Regions from separate parts of the Homo sapiens genome. Here region 2 is linked to region 1. A link is a loop called in an ENCODE intact Hi-C map of the cell type or tissue named here. Cell type or tissue: psoas muscle. All regions are shown on one strand. Links, peaks and the distances in the headings refer to the core of each region. The heading gives the core; the rest is flanking DNA. Region 1 has its middle 220 kb from the start of FTMT. Region 2 has its middle 11 kb from the start of SRFBP1.

Evidence for each region. A loop is a pair of places that touch in the nucleus more often than their neighbours do. Peaks named below come from ENCODE experiments on the same cell type or tissue, not always from the same donor. Only the 100,000 strongest peaks of a DNase experiment are listed, where the experiment ranks them.
Region 2: it touches region 1 in a loop (8-fold over the local background); 8 of 110 quality-filtered maps call a loop at or near these places.

The regions. Positions count from the first base shown.
Region 1 is chr5:121,624,297-121,637,064 of GRCh38, forward strand. No RefSeq gene overlaps it. Among named protein-coding and RNA genes, the nearest start is that of FTMT, 220 kb to the right of the region's middle. In psoas muscle, for the core only: a CTCF peak has its summit at 6,289; no DNase peak of the experiment used is centred there; H3K27ac peaks cover 335 bases.
Region 2 is chr5:121,946,630-121,954,629 of GRCh38, forward strand. No RefSeq gene overlaps it. Among named protein-coding and RNA genes, the nearest start is that of SRFBP1, 11 kb to the right of the region's middle. In psoas muscle, for the core only: a CTCF peak has its summit at 3,401; no DNase peak of the experiment used is centred there.

The sequences.
Region 1 (12,768 bases), core at 2,115-10,114:
AAATGGTTGTTTCTAAATTATTCTATTCCACTGGTCTGTTAGTTCTTGATCCCAAACCTGCTAAAATCACATGTTAATTCTGTTTTTGTTTTGTTTTGTTTTGTTTTTATTATTATTATACTTTAAGTTTTAGAGTACATGTGCACAATGTGCAGGTTAGTTACATATGTATACATGTGCCATGCTGGTGTGCTGCACCCATTAACTCATCATTTAGCATTAGGTATATCTCCTAAAGCTATCCCTCCCCCCTCCCCCCACCCCACAACAGTCCCCATGCTCATGGGTAGGAAGAATCAATATCATGAAAACGGCCATACTGCCCAAGGTAATTTATATATTCAATGCCATCCCCATCAAGCTACCAATGACTTTCTTCACAGAATTGGAAAAAACTACTTTAAAGTTCATATGGAACCAAAAAAGAGCCCGCATTGCCAAGTCAATCCTAAGCCAAAGGAACAAAGCTGGAGGCATCATGCTACCTGACTTCAAACTATACTCCAACGTATTTTTTCTACATCTCTCTTGACAATTTTCAGCTTAGACAATTTCCACCCTCCCTTCTATTCATTATTAACCAATTATTGTTACTATGTCATCTGCAAGGTGAGAGATCTTATTGGTGTAGATGGTGATAAGATAATATAGAACCAGACTGAGTTATAAAGATTTTCAGAAAGTGCACCAGGAATGAAGCTCATTTGGGTGTACCTCCAGCTTGGAAAGTAAATGATTGTGGTGTGAGATATTGATTTATTACCCTAGAACCAAATCATCCTAACTTGGGTACTGTCTGTATCTATAAATAAGAGTTTTGTTTGGGTATCTAATATCTGAGTGAGATCTGTTTAAGATTAAGAAAGGAGAAGAAGGGTCAGCACTTGACTGAGTGTATGCAGACTTAGAGAGAAGAGGGTACCTTGCTGTCTCTCACCACAGACCCAGGCTAATGTGTCAAATATTGCAGTAAGAGGAGCCAAAGACAGTAGCTGCTAAGTTGGTTGAACTGTGATGTAATTGTAGACTTTCCTATTTGAATTTATAAACTACAAGTCTGTGGCATACCTTCTTCTTTTAATCCACAGGTATCCACCTGGCTCCTCCAGTCCAAGTTGAGAAAGTTTAGTGTTGTTCTTAAGCATCTGGCCATAATTTGCCATAATTCTTCCCTGTGTTCTGAAATTTGCCCTGTGCATTGAATTTTGATTCTTCTTGAATCATCTGGGTTTCCCTTAAAATGGATCTCTTATTTCTCATTATCAACTCTTTTTCTCTGGCAAGTAGACAAAATGTAGCAACCATGGATGACTGGCTGACCCGTGTCACTGTAGCAGAGTTCAACTTTAGTAATCAATAATATATTTTATCAGAGCTTCTTGCATGAATTAAGATGACAAGCCTATCACTTTCAAAATTGCTATATCATACATTTATCATCATTATTAAATGAAACAATAGTATTTCAAATAATACTAAGTTTCAAATACTAAGTTTCAATACTAAGTTTTCAATACTAAGTTTCAAATAATACTAAATTTCAAATACTAAGTTTCAAATACTAAGTTTCAAATACTAAGTTTTAATATTTAAATTCTTGTGTGTGTGTGTGTATGCGCAGAAATCTGTTAATACTAAACTTTAAGTAGCTAAAAATGCTTTTTAAAATTCAAAACAATGTGTCATTACTCAATTCACTAAAAAGAGAAATTGTGTCTCAGGAAGGAATAAAGGTAAAAATGAACAAAAGAAATCTTGTTTCAGGAAGAAATAAAGATAAAACAAAAATGTGAAATACAATCTAACTATTCCAAGCTAAGAAATAAGGGAAAGAAGCATTTTAAACTAAATATAATCCTCTCTCTCTTTCCCTCTCTCTCTATATCTCTAGAGAGATATATATATAGATATACATACATATTTTATATATGTATATAAAATATATATATATACAAAAAACAAGTATTTGAAACCATCAAGTTTAAATTTATTTTCATATACTTTATAAACTAAAAATTAAAATTACTAATGCTATAAAAGCATTTTCTTAATGAAAACTAATATTAACATTACAAATTATAATTTTTTTACATTCTAAAAATTCAACCTAACATGTTCACCTTGCCTAAGTTTTCTAATGAAAGGTAGGTAGGGATTATTGAACAGTGATCCAACAACAAAAATTATAGTTATAGAAAACTTATTTCTGTGTACTAATATATCTTTATCTGATGTCTAGGGAAATCTACTAGAGTAGTAAATAATGATTAGCCATTTGAATTACCATTGGAATTACCCAATTACTTTCTTATTACTAATAATTTGCCAATAAAAATTTGTGAAATACAACTCTCCGATACATAAGCATGTTACATAACTGACAATAGCAAATGTCTAGAACAGACCTGTGTTCATCTGCTAAAATGGATGCTGGCTTCCTAGCAAGCTATTAACACTTAGCCAACACTATACCTCTGCCAGAGTCAGTGCTAGGACCTGAAGAAGAGTTAATCTAAGAACCAGCTGGAACAATCAGGGACTTTGTGACTTCTTACAGTATATTCTAGAGGTAAAAAATACGGTAAAGGCTAGAGGTAAAAAGCTTCCTAGACTCAAGAAATTTAATTTATTGGACACCACAGTGTTGTTATGATGAGAGTGTATAGTCTAAATCAAGGTTTGAAAAATCAGTTTTTTAGGTTGGAGGTGAATTTTATGTTTGTTGTTTTTCCCCTTCCTGGACTGCCACTTCTGCAGCCCATTCTCTTGGCATGCTAAGTTTTGTCCTTTTTTAGGTCCATGTTCACTAAGTGGGCAATGCATGGGGGTCTTCCTTACTGTTATAGTTGTAGTGGGATTTCCATATAGTTTCCATAAGTTTTCTGTACTGAAGCTAAAGAAGACCATTAAAAGTCACTGGGGTAAAAGTTTTTCAGGCAAAATTAATGCTTGAACAGGGACTTGATAATTAGCCTCAAACTCTACTAAATAGACTTCTTGTAGCCTTACCAAAGTTAGTAATGACTAAACGTAGATTTCTCATTTGTAATTTTTCTAAATATACTGTACATTCATCATATTCATGAAGGCATCCTCATATCCAGCCACATAAAGCTGACACAAAACAAAAGAATGAAAAATTTGTACATTGCCAAAATAGGTGTCAAATTCAGTAAGTACTAATACCAAAATATTTTATTATTAATTACTCAAAACATACTTATTTTTGTATAAACAAGGTAGAAATAATCATAATTCCTTAGTCATCTTATCCTTCTATAAAGCATGCTATATAAAGAGGGTGGCTTAAACAATATGTACTTCTCACAGTTCTGGAGGCTGGGAAGCCCCACCATCTGGGAGCAAGCCAATTTGGTGTATGGTGACATCAGAAGTAAAGTGTGAGTGCAAGAAGCAATGGTATACAGAAAATTGATGCTGAAAGATATATTAATATAAACATTAATAGCATAGACAAGAGTTAAAATATTTACTACTGGACATAAAATATAGAATTAAAATTGAAGACATAAAATTTCTACTTGCGATATTATAAAAATGCAAAGTAAACTCACAGTAAGCATAAGGAAGGGATAAAACTTAATAAAAAATAATGAGTTGGAAAATAAAAATAAATTAGAGGATTGATGAAGTAAAGTTACAGTATGTTGAAAAGACTAATAGTGGATAAATATTTTGCATATTTGATTCCAAAAAATAAATATAAAAGTAGAAAATAAAGATTCATAAGAGATTAACAAGATAATAAAAGAATATTGTGAGATATTCCATGTCAATTATTTGAAAATGAAGTGCTATAGTTTGAATATTTATCCCCTCAAAACTTATATCAAAGATGAGTTGGTTGAACATTAGAAAATTCATTAATATAGTTTATTTTACTTATACATTAAAGAAGAAAAAAAATTCTCTATTTTTAAATACTGAATATAGAATCTGATCACATTTTAAATTAAAATTTTTAATAAATTATAAATTTAAGGGAATTACTTTAATTAAGACTACGAGTAAAAGTTCTTAAGGCATTGTAATACACAATGGTGGAAAGTTAGAAGCATTTTATTAAACTAAGTCTAGAACAAGTTTATTTGTTTTTACTACTTTTGCTCAATATTGTACCTGAAGTCCTAATCTACATAAAAAAGTAATAAAAGCAAATTAAACATATAAGGATTAAAATGAAAAATTATTCTTATTTGAAGATGATACAACATCTTATATACCAGACAAAAGATAATTCACAGATAAATTATTAAATATGTATAAGGGAGGTAAGCAGTTACCTAATATGAATTTTTAAAATTTTCTATATACCTTCAAGAAACAGCTAGAAAATAAGTTTATAAATATCATTTGTAATAAGAATAAAAATGTAAAGCACATAGGAAGAATTGAAGATATGTAAGCTCTTTAAGGAGAAAATGAAGGAAGTTTATAATACAATATAAGAAAGACCTAATAGCAAGGTTCCAGTTTGTTGGGTGGCCGTAAACAATGGAAATTTACTCTTTCACAGTCCTGGAGATAGAAGTCCAAAATTAGGGCATCAGTGGGGAAATGTTCTCTCTGAGACTCTAGGTCTAATATTTCTTGCCTCTTTCTAGCTTCTGGTGGTGGCTGTCAAACTTTGGCACTCATCCATCTGCAGTTGCATCACACCATTCTCTGCCTCTTTTGTCACATGACATTCTCTCTGTCTCTTCTCACAAAGCTGCCAGTCAGATTGGATTAAGGATCCACCTTACTTCAGTATGAACTGATCTTAACTAATTACACCTGCAACAACCAACAGCCCAGTTTCCAAATCAGGTCACATCCTGGGGCGCTAGAGGTTAGTATTTCAACATACCATTTCGGAGGACACAATTTAACCCATAACAGTGTGCTCTCTAACACTCCAAAATTCATGTCCTTCTGATATGCAAATTACACTTATCCCATGCCAACATCGCTGGAAACTGTAGCTCATTCCAACACAACTGTAAGTCCAAAATTTCATCTAAATATTATCAATTCAAAGAGTCCTAAATATCATCATCTGAAACATTAGATACAAGGGCTCTTTCCTGGATAATCACATCCCTATTCCTGGCTTCTGCTGAGAGGGTTGATTGAATTCGCGAGTTACATGCCAATCATTTTAGTAAATGGTTGCCCAGTCACACCCTTGGCTCTGTTGCCAGAGCACACTATCTGAAGAGGCTAATCATTTTCCAAATTATCAACTGCTGGTTTCCTCTGACTTGACTTAAATCATTTCCTAATTTATTCTCACATTTTCCTAAAACAAAAACAAGAAACCATGTTGCATCTTCCATACTTTGCTCAGCTAAATATCCAAGTGCATTACCTACAAGTTCTACTATCCACCTAACAGAAGAACATAATTCAGCCAAGTCCTCTGCTACTTTATAACAAGAATCACTTTTCTTCCATTGTCCAATAACATGTCCCTCATTTCCATTTGAAACTTGACCACAAACACCTTTAACTTTCATATTTTTCATAACATGTGGCTTGTGATGATCTGTTTTTTTTTCTATTTTTTCTACTTTTAAAACTGTTTTTAATGTTTTTATTTCAATAGGTTTTGGGGGAACAGGTAGTATTTGGTTACATGAATAAGTCCTTTAGTGGTGATTTCTGAGATTTTGGTGCACCCAACACCTGAACAGTGTACCCTGTACCCAATATGCAGTCTTTTGTGCCTCCCCACCCCCCACCCTTTCCCCCGAGTCCCCGAAGTCCAATGTATATCATTCTTATGCCTTTGCGGATGTACGTATTCTTTAAAATCATAGAAGCTTTCTTTACCGCTTTCCTCACTTCTTTCTGAGCACTCACAGGATTCACTTGTAATGTCCACATTCCTACCAACAATTTCTTCAGGGCAATCTAGGGTTTTTACTACCAAATGCCTCAAAATGCTTCCAAGATCCTACCAATTACTTACTTCAAAGCCACTTTTATATTTTAGTTATCGTTACATCAGTCCCTGTCATTCCAGTGCCAGCATCTTTATTAATTTCCTAACACTGCAGTGACAAAGTACCGTAAACTGGGTGCCTTAAAACAACAGAAATTTATTTTCTTGCCATTCTGGAAACGAGCACTTTGAAATCAAGGTGTCAGCAGAGGCATTCTACCTCTGAAACTCTAAAGAGAATGTTTACTTGTCTCTTTTGCTAAGTGGAAGCCCCAGTTCTTGTGTTCCCTACCTTGCAGCTGAGTTACTACAATCTCTGCTTCTGTCGGCAGATGGCATTCTCCATGTGCGTTTCCGTATCCATATTTCCTGCTATTTACTAGGCGCTTACCCATCTCAGACTCAGAATCCAAATGTTTTAAGAAAGGGATTCTTAATTTAGCCTCTCAGCCTGTGCACAAAATTTGAAAGAAATCTATGTTGACTATTAAAAGCTGATCAGGTAAAGACCACCAGAAACAAATCTATAGTCTGACAAGATCAGATTTATTGGCTCAATGCAGCAAGGGATAGCAGTCCAGAGGAATTAGGAATGCTACTTGACAAGAGGAAGGAGGGTGTCCTTTTGTAAGGCTTTGGTTCATTCTGAATAACCTGGGAGTTAACCCAAGAGAGAGAACCCAAGAGAAGTAGGAATCAGTATGAAATGTTTGTTATTTCTGAGAAAAGATCAGGATACATGAGATAAGCTAAGGATTGAGTATTAGAATGTGGTAGGGGCCAGCTTAGCAACTGAGTATCCCCAGTAATAGATGGGTATAGAAAAACGAATTTGGTGGCATCATTGATAATAAAGCAATAATCACTCAAAGAGGGGATTGTTTTGGCATTCTCCAGCTGCAATATAACTTGCCTAGGGGAAAAATAATGTTTCCTGTTAACTTTGCAGCTGACTTAGTATCTGTGTCTGTTCTCCCAGACTGATTAATTGCAGGGCTGCTTTTTTCTTTTTCAGTCTAAGTTGATTTTTCTCTCTTTCAGTCTGGAAACATTTTTACTCTTTCATGACCAAAATTCAACATGGTATGGATTGTTGTCCACCATCCTAAATTTTGTCCAAAGATCACTGCATTTGTCAGTTCCTTCATAGATAATGCTTCTTTAGAGTTGTTTTCAAAGAAGAGTTCTGTTTTATCTCTTCTGACTTTTGTTGTTTTCTTTGGTTGGTTTTGGGGAGGAGAGTTAAGAAATATTATACTCCCCCATACTTCACTCAATGAAGAAATTATTTTAAACGAGTACAAGTTTATCAAATGTAATCTTAGTAAACATTTATTCACTACAGGGTGACTTTGATAGAATGCCACATGATATGATCAGTCAACAACTAAGGTTAAAAATAAAACAAAACCCTAAACTGCGTAATGGAACACTTAGTTATTTTGTCAACATATGTGTGTAATTTTTGATTGACATATTAGATTATGTCTCTATACAAATAACACCGGTTTGGAAAATAATTTAATCAATTAATCAGTTATTTTCATGTAATCTGTGTTTTCCAAGAATAGGTAAATGTTAGTGTACTATTCCCTTGCCTAAGAAGATCCCCCTCACTCAAAAAGAAAATTTTAAACAGTGAATATCAAAAGTTATCAGTTATAGGGCAATCTCAAGGAGATCCATGCAGATTATTTTAAAGATGTTTGTGGATCACAAAAGCATAAGATGGAATTTGATTTTATAAAGCATAGTTTAAAGACCATGCAACCTAATACTTCAACATAAATGCTAGAAAAACAGCAATGTAATTGAAAAGGGATCTTTAAAATTAATGGAAATTATGTTTACTAAAAAAATTATTTTAATGCAGATAAAGAAAACCCACATGTCCTTAAACATGTAATGAAATTGCTAGCTGTAAAACACTTCCCTTCATTTATACCTGTGAACTTCATTGTCCAGTACATTCATAAAACAAATATTTTTCAAAATTTAATACAAACTTCTTTGAATTGGCATCGTGTTTCTGGGAAATGCTGTGGTTGTAACATTTTTTTTTCACAAAAGCAATTACTGTGAGTACATTTTACAAGTAACAAATAGAAAAAGGTATATAGTCACAACGTGGTTTAAATGTTTATTTACACAAAATTAAAATAGCAGTAATAACAAGCAAATCAATCCTGTAAATTAAACGAAGGCCAGCCCAGGAAGATACTTAGTGGGGGGAAAACATACACTCTTAAAAATGGAAGCCTCCCTCCACCAAAAAAAAAAAAAAAAAAAAAAAAAAAAGAAGAAGAAGAAGAAGCCCATCTTTTAAAAAGAGTTGAGCTAAACATAGAAAAGAGAAGGCATGACCAATAAAAGGGTGGGTTAAAAGAGGAATTATGGAAAGAAATTATATTTTTTTAAACTGTGTATTACCAAGACTAATACATACATAACACCAGATAAAGGTCTTATCATAATTGCATCATTGGTATGAACTTTTTCAAGCAGAGTTCTAAAATAATTTTTGATGGAGAAATTTGCTTACAACATATACAACATATAAACTCAACTGGAATCCACCAGTTTTTAAAAAATGAAATAATCCTTTAAGGATATAAAGAATTCCAAAATCTTGTAAAGCCCTAAAAAATTAGAAATCTGATAGAATATTAAACTTTAGCAAAATATGTTTTAAGTCAGTTTAACAACAAAGTTATTTTCCAGTTTTAAACTATTTAAGTTATCTTGTTACCAATATGATGAAATGTTCCTCTTTTACTATGGGTGCTATGTTTTGCCCCCTGAATTCTATTATTAGTGTGTGTTTGTGATATATTTTCCCATCATTTTACTTTTAACCAAATATCTATTTAAGTGTATCTCTTGTAAACATTATGGTCTTCCAAAGGTTTGATCTCTTTAAAGACAGACATTCTGATGATTATCATGGAGAGTTTGGGGGTTTATGTTCTGAGCTGGAATGTAATCATAGATCTTTTGGCAGAGTGGTCAGCTTTTACACATAGAGTGGAACAACAGACACTGGGGCCTATCAGAGGCTGGACAGTGAGAAGAGAGAGAGGATCAGGAAAAATAAGTAAAGTGTACTAAGCTTAATGCCCAGACGATGAAATAATCTGTACAACAAACCCCCATGATACAAGTTTACCTATATAACAAACCTGAACATGTACTCCTGAATTTAAAAGTTTAAAAAAAAGAAAAGTGAACCACGTACCATATTTTTTACTTAATGCAGTGAATAGCAGTGGATGCAACCATACCCAGTAGTCAACCTGTCCCCTCAATTTAAAACATTCTTGTTATTTTCAATATTCTATGGGAAATGAAACACTCACAAAATCTGATTCCATTTAAAGCGAGAATTAAGTCTCACTCTCACCTTTCCTGCTTCCTCCAAATATTCCAGGACTCAGCCTCAGTCATTCTTCTTGATCATTTGTCAGACAAGAAAATGCTGGGGGAGATTAACTGGCATATCTGAGCTAATAAGTCAGACTCCAGTGTGAAAATTGCACTCCCTGCCCCTAATTCAGGGCAATTTCCTTCAAGACTATTACATTTCTCCTCTACTCCACCTGAAAAATGTTGTAGAGTCCTGTTACTAAAGCATCCTATTGCCCCTCCCCAAACCTGGAAACACACATACAAACCTACACTCATTTACCATTATTGTTTTTAACACTAAGCAAGAAAAGTGCAGCTATCTAAGTCACTCCAGACATCATCACCGCTCTTGGTAAAATTGATCTCAAAGCTTGGCCTTAGTCATGTATTCTTGAAAATGGAGGATAAATTCAACTATCAGTTTTCCTAATTGTTTTCCACAGGTCAGAGCTCAAAATTCTTATCTCAGATAGATATTTGTGTGTGGATTTTGTGTGTGTGTGTGTGAGAGAGAGATGATTGTTTTCTGATAAATTGGTGTTTGAATGTGAATACACTCCTAAAGTGATATATAAAATACTTTTTGTCATCATTGCTGGATAGCAGGCACTATGCTTGTTCGTGTTGAAGATACAATGTTAGCAGTACGTAGTTTCCTCAAATAAGTTAAACTCCAAAACTGACATTGTTAGGCAATTATAGAAAAAACTGTAATTCTAAACAGAAGATAAGGTCTTCGATAAATAAGTGTACACAAATGCAAACAATACCAGGAACATAAGGAATGGCTTTATGAAGAATCATCATTGGATGCTTTTATCCACATAGTAATATTCAAAGATACACAAAAGGGAGGTGAGGAGGTGATTATTATTCCCACCTTATAAATGACAGTGCTAAAACTCAGAGAATCCAGTTGCTTAGCTCATGTTTATCCAGCTAAGGAGTAAAGGAATCATTTTTCCAACTCAAGTTATAAAAATTCAAATACCAACTATGTATTATGTTTTAGAGCACTAACTTCTATTTCTAGCCAGCTAATGGGCTTAAACTAAATTATTTTTAAAAATCCTATGATTACGGCATCCTCTGGTGAAAACGAAAATATTTTTATAGTTATGATCCTATGTCTTTTATTAAGTCCATTCAAGTTTCGACATTTGTCATATACCAAAATAATTCTAGAAGTTTCCATTGGTAAACTACACAGGAAGCAAATAGGAATTGTGCCTTCCACAAAGAAACTATGAAATCATTTTTCCTAGGCAATCTATGACTCAGAAAACCATATCCAAATATTTCATTTTGGAAGATTGACATTAGATAAACAATAAGCGGTGCAGGAAGGAATCCAATAGTAGGCAAATGGCCATGTGATTTTTTGTGTGTTTTTTTTTCTGTTAATTTAGTGCTTTATTTGGAGCTCCTTATTGCAGTTGTAATAAGAAACTGGTGCTGCTGCTTCATGTGTGGGTGATTATGGGGGAAGATGGCTGTCAAAAGTAGAAGATGCCCACGAGATGTCTGAAAATATAAAACTGCTTGTTGCAAAGTGATTGCTAGGGTGTATCTGCCATGTACAGGCTACCCAGTTGCTAGTCACTAAAATTTGAATGAGACAGTCATATTGAAATGTAGTATTGAAAACAAGCTTTTAATTTTAATTAACTACATTAACTGAATTTTTCTAATTCTTCAAAGTAGAAATGTAAAAATTGCTGGTTACATATAACACTGCTTGTATTCACCATTATTCAATTATTAGCACATAAAGCACTTACTCAATTTGCTACTATTTAAAATATCACAAAACTGCCTTGTGCTTGTGATGTGTTAATACTAATAATTTATTCATTAGTCATTTGCACATACAGATATTGTTTACATTTCTAAAAAATATCTAGGTATACTGAGCCAGTAGAATAGGGCCTGGAGGCAGGGAACCTAAGGACTTCCTAGAGCTAAATTAAATGTAAAACCCCAACCTTGTAAGCCCAATAACTATGTAACTCGACTTGAACTATGGCAGGACACATCCTCTTCATTTGCATAGATTGTACACCAAGTAAATAACTTTGTAACCTCACTTCATCCTCTTCATTTGCATAGAGTGTACACCAAGTAAATAGCTTTGTACCTTTACCTCATCCTCTTCACTTACATAAGGCATACACCAGGTAACAAATAGAAACCTCTAGAGGGTATTTAAACCCCAGAAAGTTCTGTAACCAGGCTCTTGAACCCCTATGCTCGGCCCGTTCCCACCCTGTGGAGTATACCTTCGTTTTCAATAAATCTCTGCTTTTGTTGCTTCATTCTTTCCTTGCTTTGTTTGTGCATTTTGTCCAATTCTTTTTTCAAGATGCCAAGAACCTGGACACTCTCCAACAGTAAGAATACTAGGCTATCAATATTGTGGTAAAATTGTATGTATTCACAAAAATTCTGAAATAATCACAAGTAAATTTTACACTTGTACAGGGAGATAAATGAATGTGATAAATATATTATCTGACTAAAATTATGCAGGACTTACAGGACTACTAAAATTTTCTTTGTGATTCCAATAATATATAAAAGAAGTAGACAAGTATAAAGTAACTGGTAGGAAGCACTATCACCCTATCCTGTAAAAAAATAGGGATTTTAGAAAAATTAAGAAATATAATGACTATCTGAAAATAATCTTATAGCTCCAAAATCATCTCCTTTGACTCCATGCTCCACATCCAGGGGGCACTGATGAAACGGGTGCACTCCCAACACCTTGGGCAGCTCTCCCCTATGGCTTTGCAAAGTGCAGCCCCTGTGACTGCTCTTACAAGTTGGAGGTGAGTGCCTGTGGCTTTTTCAAATGCAGAGTGCAAGATGCTGGTGGATCTACCATGCTGGGGTCAGGAAGGCAGTGGCCCTCTTTCCACAGCTCCACTAGGCATGCCCCAGAAGGGAGTCTGTGTAGAGGTTCCAACCCCACTTCAGCATGATTCAGTACAAGACTCAAAACCAGGGAAGCCAACAGTGCAGCCATTAGTTTGAAACCTAAAGCCTAAGAGCCCCCAAGAGGCGAATGGTGCAAATCCCAGATCCTAAAGGATGAAGATCTCTGGAGTCCGATGTCTAAGGGCAGGAAGAGAAGAAGCAAATATCTGACACAAGGAAAGAGAGAGAGCAAGAGGCCCAGCAAGCTGCATATACCTTCTTCTACCTACTGTGTTCTAGCCACACTGGCAGCTGACTGGATGGTATCCACCAACATCGAGGGCAGGTCTTCGTCTCTCATTGTGCTCTCTCAAATGTCAGTGCCCTCTGGCAACACCCTTATAGACACATGCAGAAACAATCCTTGATCAGCCATCTAGGCATTCCTCAATCCAGTCAAGTTGACACCTAGTATTAACTATCACAGTGACCATCTG
Region 2 (8,000 bases), core at 1-8,000, 320 kb after region 1:
TTATACTTTAATAAGAATGTACAAGGAAATTACTTTAGAAGAAAATGAGCTTCTATTTAAATGTTGAAATATTTGTATGCTGTGAGTTTAAGAAGCCTTTAATTACCTGTAAGTTTTAGAGAACCATCTGCTTTCTATGATTGTAAAAAAAAAAAAACTATGAAAGCATCATTTTAAAGGCTCCCTACAGACTATATTGATTTTCAAGTATATTTAATAAATTATTAATCAAACACAAAAAGTAGAGACATTCCTACATATTGGTGTGTCACGTAACTCCCTAATACCATTATCGTCTTTGTTTTTAAGTCCAAACTTCTGCAGATTTTATCCTCTCCCACAGCCCAGCCCTTGGTACTTCATTGCACTATACAGTTGGTTGTTATGGACATAAACATAGATCAGGGGTTTTCAACCTCAGCACTATTGACATTTGGGCTGGATAATTTTTTGTTGAATTAATAGTGTCCATGTGGCTAGGTCAGGTATGAAAAAGTCTGGTGTGAAGCAACCACTACCTGATGAGGCTCATAGCTTAGATAGTGGTACATGTTGGGAGGCAAGAGAGGAAGCGGTCACTGGCTCAGCCAACACAGTCAAGTCTGTCAATCAATGGCAAAGGACTGGGATGATGATCTTATACTAAAGCGCTCTGAAATCCAGCTTAGTGCCTAGGAGGTCACTGGTGACATTGAGAAGTAGACTTGCAGTAGAGTGGTAACAAGTAGTTACTAAAGTTCAGTGAGCACATTGAGGAATCTCTGTAAAACAATGAAGCAGAGATATCATGCTTGACTATGAACTGGGCAAAATAACAGAGCTTCTCTCTCTTACTCTTCTTCTTACTAGAGAAACAGCATTTGATTTCTTCAAGGAGAGGCTAGGTGACCTGCTAATTTTACCTCTCCAGGCCATATATCTTGCCTCTCTCTTGGTCTTGATGGAGAAGTGGACCAATAAATTTGTTACAAATACTTTATTCCTTGATGGACAAATTAAAAATGTTTTCTCTGAACAGGCTTACATTATAAACCTTAAGTAAAACTATTTATAGTTGAATTTCCAAATAAACAATTTATTGGGGAATAATATACAAGGATTAAAATTGCAATTCAATGCACACAATCCAGAGTAGCTCTTAGATGTGTCTGAAAAACAAAAAGAAAGGTTGGAATTTTATTGAGAAAAAGAGAAAAGTTATGTACGTTGCTTTGAAAGAAAGTTCATTGGCACTAGCAGTGTTGAGCTGAGTGTAGGAGCTTCTGAGCTCTAAGCAGTAAGTGGCAGCAGTTACTATGTAAGATGTAATCTTAAAATGATGTTTTTTTTCTCTTGAATTGCAAAAATAGTTCCTGGAAGGGATTTGGGTGTCCTTCCCCATGGCTTCCCAATTCCATTTTAGTTGGGTATGACAGGAATGTCTCCATTTTGAATAATTAACTTTCACAATATCATTCACTTTACTTTCTTTCAAACTTCTATCTTTATGTTTAAGTATAATGCAGCAAAATTTCCTTTAGAGATTACTCAATCATTTACAGATCCATAAATTTCCAGGTATTCTGAAACCTACTTCTATCAGTCTATTAAGATTCATGTATTTTGTTTTTTGCCTTAAAACACCTTACTTCAGTTTTTTCAAATGTTTAATAACTTAAGAAAACTATCATTTTTTAGGAGGGACGTGTGTAGAAAATATATTTAAGAAATTAAAAAGGTTTTCATTGCTAGGCCTAACAATGTTTTTGGAGATTTTAGGGGTTTATGAAAAATCCTTTGGAAGCTTTATTCTATTTGTGAAATAGTGTGTCTTCTATTACCTAGTTTTATCTAACTAATTTCCTCCAGTGGAAACTTTCTCTTCCTATTCTTCAGCTTCCTATTAAAGTGCTTCCTTCCTTGAAAATGAAACTCAAATTCCACCTCTTGTAGGAAGCATTCTCGTCAAACTGCTTGTTCACTGCCCTGTTAGACTCCAATAGTGCCTCACACTCTTACTACAGTACTTAATGCAGTCTATCTTGGTATTAGAATCATTTAAGTTACTACTCTGTAAGTCCACGGTGGACATGGACAATGTCTTCATCATTTTTGTATCTCCTACTGAACCTAGTACAATACTTTGCAAAATAGACACTCAAAAACGTTTATTAAAATGAATCAAAGCCAATCACTATGTTGAAAAGAATCTGAACTGGGTTTTAATAATGTTTTCTGAACTTAACTTTAAATTATTACAGGCTTTGTTGCAATAATCTTGAGCCTATTTTGGGCTAATTGGCAAATAATTAAAAGAAGTAAATTGTATATGTGAAGGAATGTATAGTTTATAAATTATATTACCTCATTAATTATTGATAATTAATAAATAATTAGATGAATGGGAATTAATGACATGGTGGCTACAAACTATTAATGTAATTTTACATTCATATCATAGAGCTGTTACAAAATTGCTACCAGTGATTTTATGTCAAAAGACTTGGACTGCCCCCTTATTACCTCTATGACCTTAGGTATATTTGTTATTCATAAGACATGAATCCCTCTTATGTACCATGCCTATCTCACAAAGTTACTGTTAAGATCAAATGAAATAATAAAAATAACAGTAAATTATTTAGAGGTAAATATTCATCAAGAACTCTATACTGTGTTTTCATTTAAACATCACAACAATCCTGTGAGATAGATTATCACTCCTATTTTCACAAATAAAGACGCCTTGGCACAGAGATCTTACATAATTTCCCCAAGATCATATAGCTATTAAGACGTAGAATTAGAATTTAGTATCAGATAGTCTGATTCCAGAGCCAAAGCTCTTAGCCAAAATGTTAAATTGCTAAGTACATGTTAGCTCTACCACTTTGAATTTTATAAAACTTGGCTTCATGACATTAACTAGCTACTGAAATTTTTAAGATATAAAATTTCTAGAATAAAACTTTCTTAGATTTCCTAGAGACATAAAGTAACAAATCTAATCAAAATGCTCCATAAAAATTAAAATGCAATTTATGCCAGAAATATGTTAGAAGATTGATTTAGTAAAGCTATTAGCTTAGTGACTTCTGAACTACCTGCCTCTTATACAGTAGCTGTTTACACTCTTCAGTTTGTTATATATTTTTTAAAAACAGAATCTTAAATGAATCCATTAATGTTTCACTTAGACACTTTATTATTGTTTAGTGACTTACTTAAAATCAAAGTTTGAAACCTTAAGGTGTTAATACTAAGCATTAAATAAATACAAGACCTGGTATATCCATCTATTTTCTTTCTAATTCAGAAAATGCTATCACATATCATATTTAGATTGCTTTCCTCAACATCTGCAATTTGGATTACAATGTGCAATTTGGAGAACAACACTGCCACCCAGGGGATAGAGGACTGAAAGTGCAGAGTCAAAATAAAATTTTAGAGCAATGGTACCGGATTGTGGATCAAACACTCAGTTGTGTTGCAATCTGTTGTGAGCTGAATTACTAACACTAGTTCACATGCTAAAGGTTGTAAACAATATGCTATAAAAAAAGATAGGATTCTCAATAATAACTTCTCTTTTATCTATTCATTTAAGTAAAAGAAAAAAATATAGAGCTACATCTACTTTCTTAGTAATGGCCCATAAGTTTCTGACAGCTGCGATACAATAAGAACACATATGGGGAAAATGCCTTAAAAAGAAAAACAACATATCAAAGCAATTAAGGCCTCTAGTAAAGTAGAAAAAAAACCTGAATTTGATTAAATTATTCACCATGAAAAACACCAAATATCATTTTAAGTTGTGAAATGTTAAAGCTCTTCCCATTAAAGTCAGGAAAAAGTAAGGGATATTCACTATCATTGTTATTACTTACACTGTTAATATATTTGTTTGGAAATTCTAATAAATATAATCATCCAAAACAAAATAATTGTTATAAATACTGAAAGAGGTAACTATCTTTCTAATAATATGATTGCAAACTTAAAAATCCTTCTCACTTCCAAAAAATACTTGAAAAGTGATTGGATAACATACACAAAAAAATTCATGATTTATAGTTTGTATCTATATTGGCAATAACCAGCTAAAGTATATGGAAATGAGAGAACATATTCCTTTCACAATTGCAACAACAACTATGAGACTATGTTTTAAATTTTATTCGGTTTAAAAGTTAATAACACATGGTGCAAAATTTATAAGACACAAAAGGAAACATGGTAGAATTTACCTACATTTACCCAGCTCCTGACTTCCCCTATAAAGAACAAAGATACTATACAAACAAGTAATTGTGGTTTGTGTGTGTGTGTGTACACATATCTCCCTCCTAACACACACAAACAATAGCATACTATTGTGTAGTGATACTTGATTTATTCATTATGCAATATATCATGAAAAGCCTTTCATTCCAATAAAGAGCTGATTATTCTTTTTAATGGATTATTAGTCAGTTACAGGTTGATGGACAAGTTCCCTCCAATCTTCTATTATTATAAACACTTATATACTGAATAGCTTTTTACATGCATCAATAATTTCTACCAATGTAATGTTACTATATTTTTCTAGAAGTAGAATTGCTAGTCCAAGGGTAAATGTATTCATTTAAGAGCTTTATTGGCTTAGGATTGACTTGGCAATGCGGGCTCTTTTTTGGTTCCATATGAACTTTAAAGTAGTTTTTTCCAATTCTGTGAAGAAAGTCATTGGTAGCTTGATGGGGATGGCATTGAATCTGTAAATTACCTTGGGCAGTATGGCCATTTTCACGATATTGATTCTTCCTACCCATGAGCATGGAATGTTCTTCCATTTGTTTGTATCCTCTTTTATTTCATTGAGCAATGGTTTGTAGTTCTCCTCGAAGAGGTCCTTCACATCCCTTGTAAGTTGGATTCCTAGGTATTTTATTCTCTTTGAAGCAATTGTGAATGGGAGTTCACTCATGATTTGGCTCTCTGTTTGTCTGTTGTTGGTGTATAAGAATGCTTGTGATTTTTGTACACTGATTTTGTATCCTGAGACTTTGCTGAAGTTGCTTATCAGCTTAAGGAGATTTTGGGCTGAGACGATGGGGTTTTCTAGATAGAACAAAGCTGGAGGCATCACACTACCTGACTTCAAACTATACTACAAGGCTACAGTAACCAAAACAGCATGGTACTGGTACCAAAACAGAGATATAGATCAATGGAACAGAACAGAGCCCTCAGAAATAACGCCGCATACCTACAACTATCTGATCTTCGACAAACCTGAGAAAAACAAGCAATGGGGAAAGGATTCCCTATTTAATAAATGGTGCTGGGAAAACTGGCTAGCCATATGTAGAAAGCTGAAACTGGATCCCTTCCTTACACCTTATACAAAAATCAATTCAAGATGGATTAAAGATTTAAAAGTTAGACCTAAAACCATAAAAACCCTAGAAGAAAACCTAGGCATTACCATTCAGGACATAGGCATGGGCAAGGACTTCATGTCCAAAACACCAAAAGCAATGGCAACAAAAGCCAAAATTGACAAATGGGATCTAATTAAACTAAAGAGCTTCTGCACAGCAAAAGAAACTACCATCAGAGTGAACAGGCAACCTACAACATGGGAGAAAATTTTCGCAACCTACTCATCTGACAAAGGGCTAATATCCAGAATCTACAATGAACTCAAACAAATTTACAAGAAAAAAACAAACAACCCCATCAAAAAGTGGGCAAAGGACATGAACAGACACTTCTCAAAAGAAGACATTTATGCAGCCAAAAAACACATGAAAAAATGCTCATCATCACTGGCCATCAGAGAAATGCAAATCAAAACCACTATGAGATATCATCTCACACCAGTTAGAATGGCAATCATTAAAAAGTCAGGAAACAACAGGTGCTGGAGAGGATGTGGAGAAATAGGAACACTTTTACACTGTTGGTGGGACTGTAAACTAGTTCAACCATTGTGGAAGTCAGTGTGGCGATTCCTCAGGGATCTAGAACTAGAAATACCATTTGACCCAGCCATCCCATTACTGGGTATATACCCAAATGACTATAAATCATGCTGCTATAAAGACACATGCACACGTATGTTTATTGCGGCATTATTCGCAATAGCAAAGACTTGGAACCAACCCAAATGTCCAACAATGATAGACTGGATTAAGAAAATGTGGCACATATACACCATGGAATACTATGCAGCCATAAAAAATGATGAGTTCATGTCCTTTGTAGGGACATGGATGAAACTGGAAACCATCATTCTCAGTAAACTATCGCAAGAACAAAAAACCAAACACCGCATATTCTCACTCATAGGTGGGAATTGAACAATGAGATTACATGGACACAGGAAGGGGAATATCACACTCTGGGGACTGTGGTGGGGTGGGGGGAGGGGGGAGGGATAGCATTGGGAGATATACCTAATGCTAGATGACGAGTTAGTGGGTGCAGCGCACCAGCATGGCACATGTATACATATGTAACTAACCTGCACAATGTGCACATGTACCCTAAAACTTAAAGTATAATAAGAAAAAAGAGCTTTATTGAGCTTTAATTGACACACAATTTACTGCATATATATATATACAAAGTTTGATATATATATGCTTTGATAAGTTTTGACATACGTATCAACTGTGATACCATCACAAATTGATACGATGAACATATCAATTACCATCCAAAACTTCCTCATGACCATTTGCAATTTTTTTTCTGGCATCCTTCTATCCCCTCTCTCTCACTTCTGCAGGCAACCATTGATCTATTTTTGTAACTATACATTAGTTTGCATTTCCTAGAATTTTATATGAATGAAATAATACAGTATGTACTCTTTTTGTCTTGATTCTGCCACCCAGCATAATTATTTTAAAATTCATCCATGTTATAGTGTGTGCCATTGCTTTCTTTTACTGAATGATGTTCGTGTGTGTGCATGTGTGTGTATGTGTATGTGTATCATAGTTTATTCATTTGCCTGTTGAATAAAGTTTTGTATTGTTTTTATCATTTGGCTATTAAAATTAAAACTTCTCTGAACATTTAAGCACAAGAGTCTGTATGTACACGTACTTCCATTTCTCTATTAATCTAGAAGAGAAGGCCTAGGTCATATACTAGAAACTTCTTAAGAAACTCTAAACTGTACCGCGTTACATTCCCACTAGTGATGTTTGAGAGTTCCAGGTACTCCACATCCTACTTGGTATGATCAGACTTTTTATTTTAGCCATTCTAATAGGTATAGAAAGAAATCACATTGTGGTTTTAATTTGCATTTCCCTGATGTCTAACTGTGTCCGGAATTTTTTGTATTTTTAGTAGAGATGGGCTTTCACCGTGTTATCCAGGATGGTCTCGATCTCCTTACCTCGTGATCCGTCCGCCTCGGCCTCCCAAAGTGCTGGGATTACAGGAGTGAGCCACCGCGCCCTGACCCGCAGGGAGGAGGCCGAGGCCTGGAGAGAATTCCAGCGCCGCGCGGGTGGGCCGGCAGTGCTGGGGCACCGGGGCGCACCCTCCGCAGCTGCTGGCCCGGGTGCTAAGCCCTTCGCTGCTCGGGACCAGCGGCGCCGGCGCGGGCGCGGGCCGGCCGCTCCAAGTGTGAGGCCCGCCAAACCTGCGCCCACCCGGAACTAGCGCTGGCCCGCGAGCGCTGTGCGCAGCCTCGGTTCCCGCCCGCGCCTCTCCCTCCACACCTCCACGCAAGCAGAGGAAGCCTGCTCCGGCCTCCGGCAGCCCAGAGAGGGGCTCCCACAGTGCAGCGGCCGGGCTGAAGACCTCCTCAAGTGCGGCCAGAGTGGGCGCCGAGGCCGAGCGAGGGCTGCCAGCAGGTTGTCGCCTCTCATAAAGATGCTGAACATATTTTCATGTGCTTCTTTGCTATTCCCATATCTTTTAAGAGTGAAATATCTGTTCAAATATTTTGCCTGTTTTCTTAACTTTTGTGTTTGGAGAGTTCTTTATATAGTCAAGGTTAAAGTGCT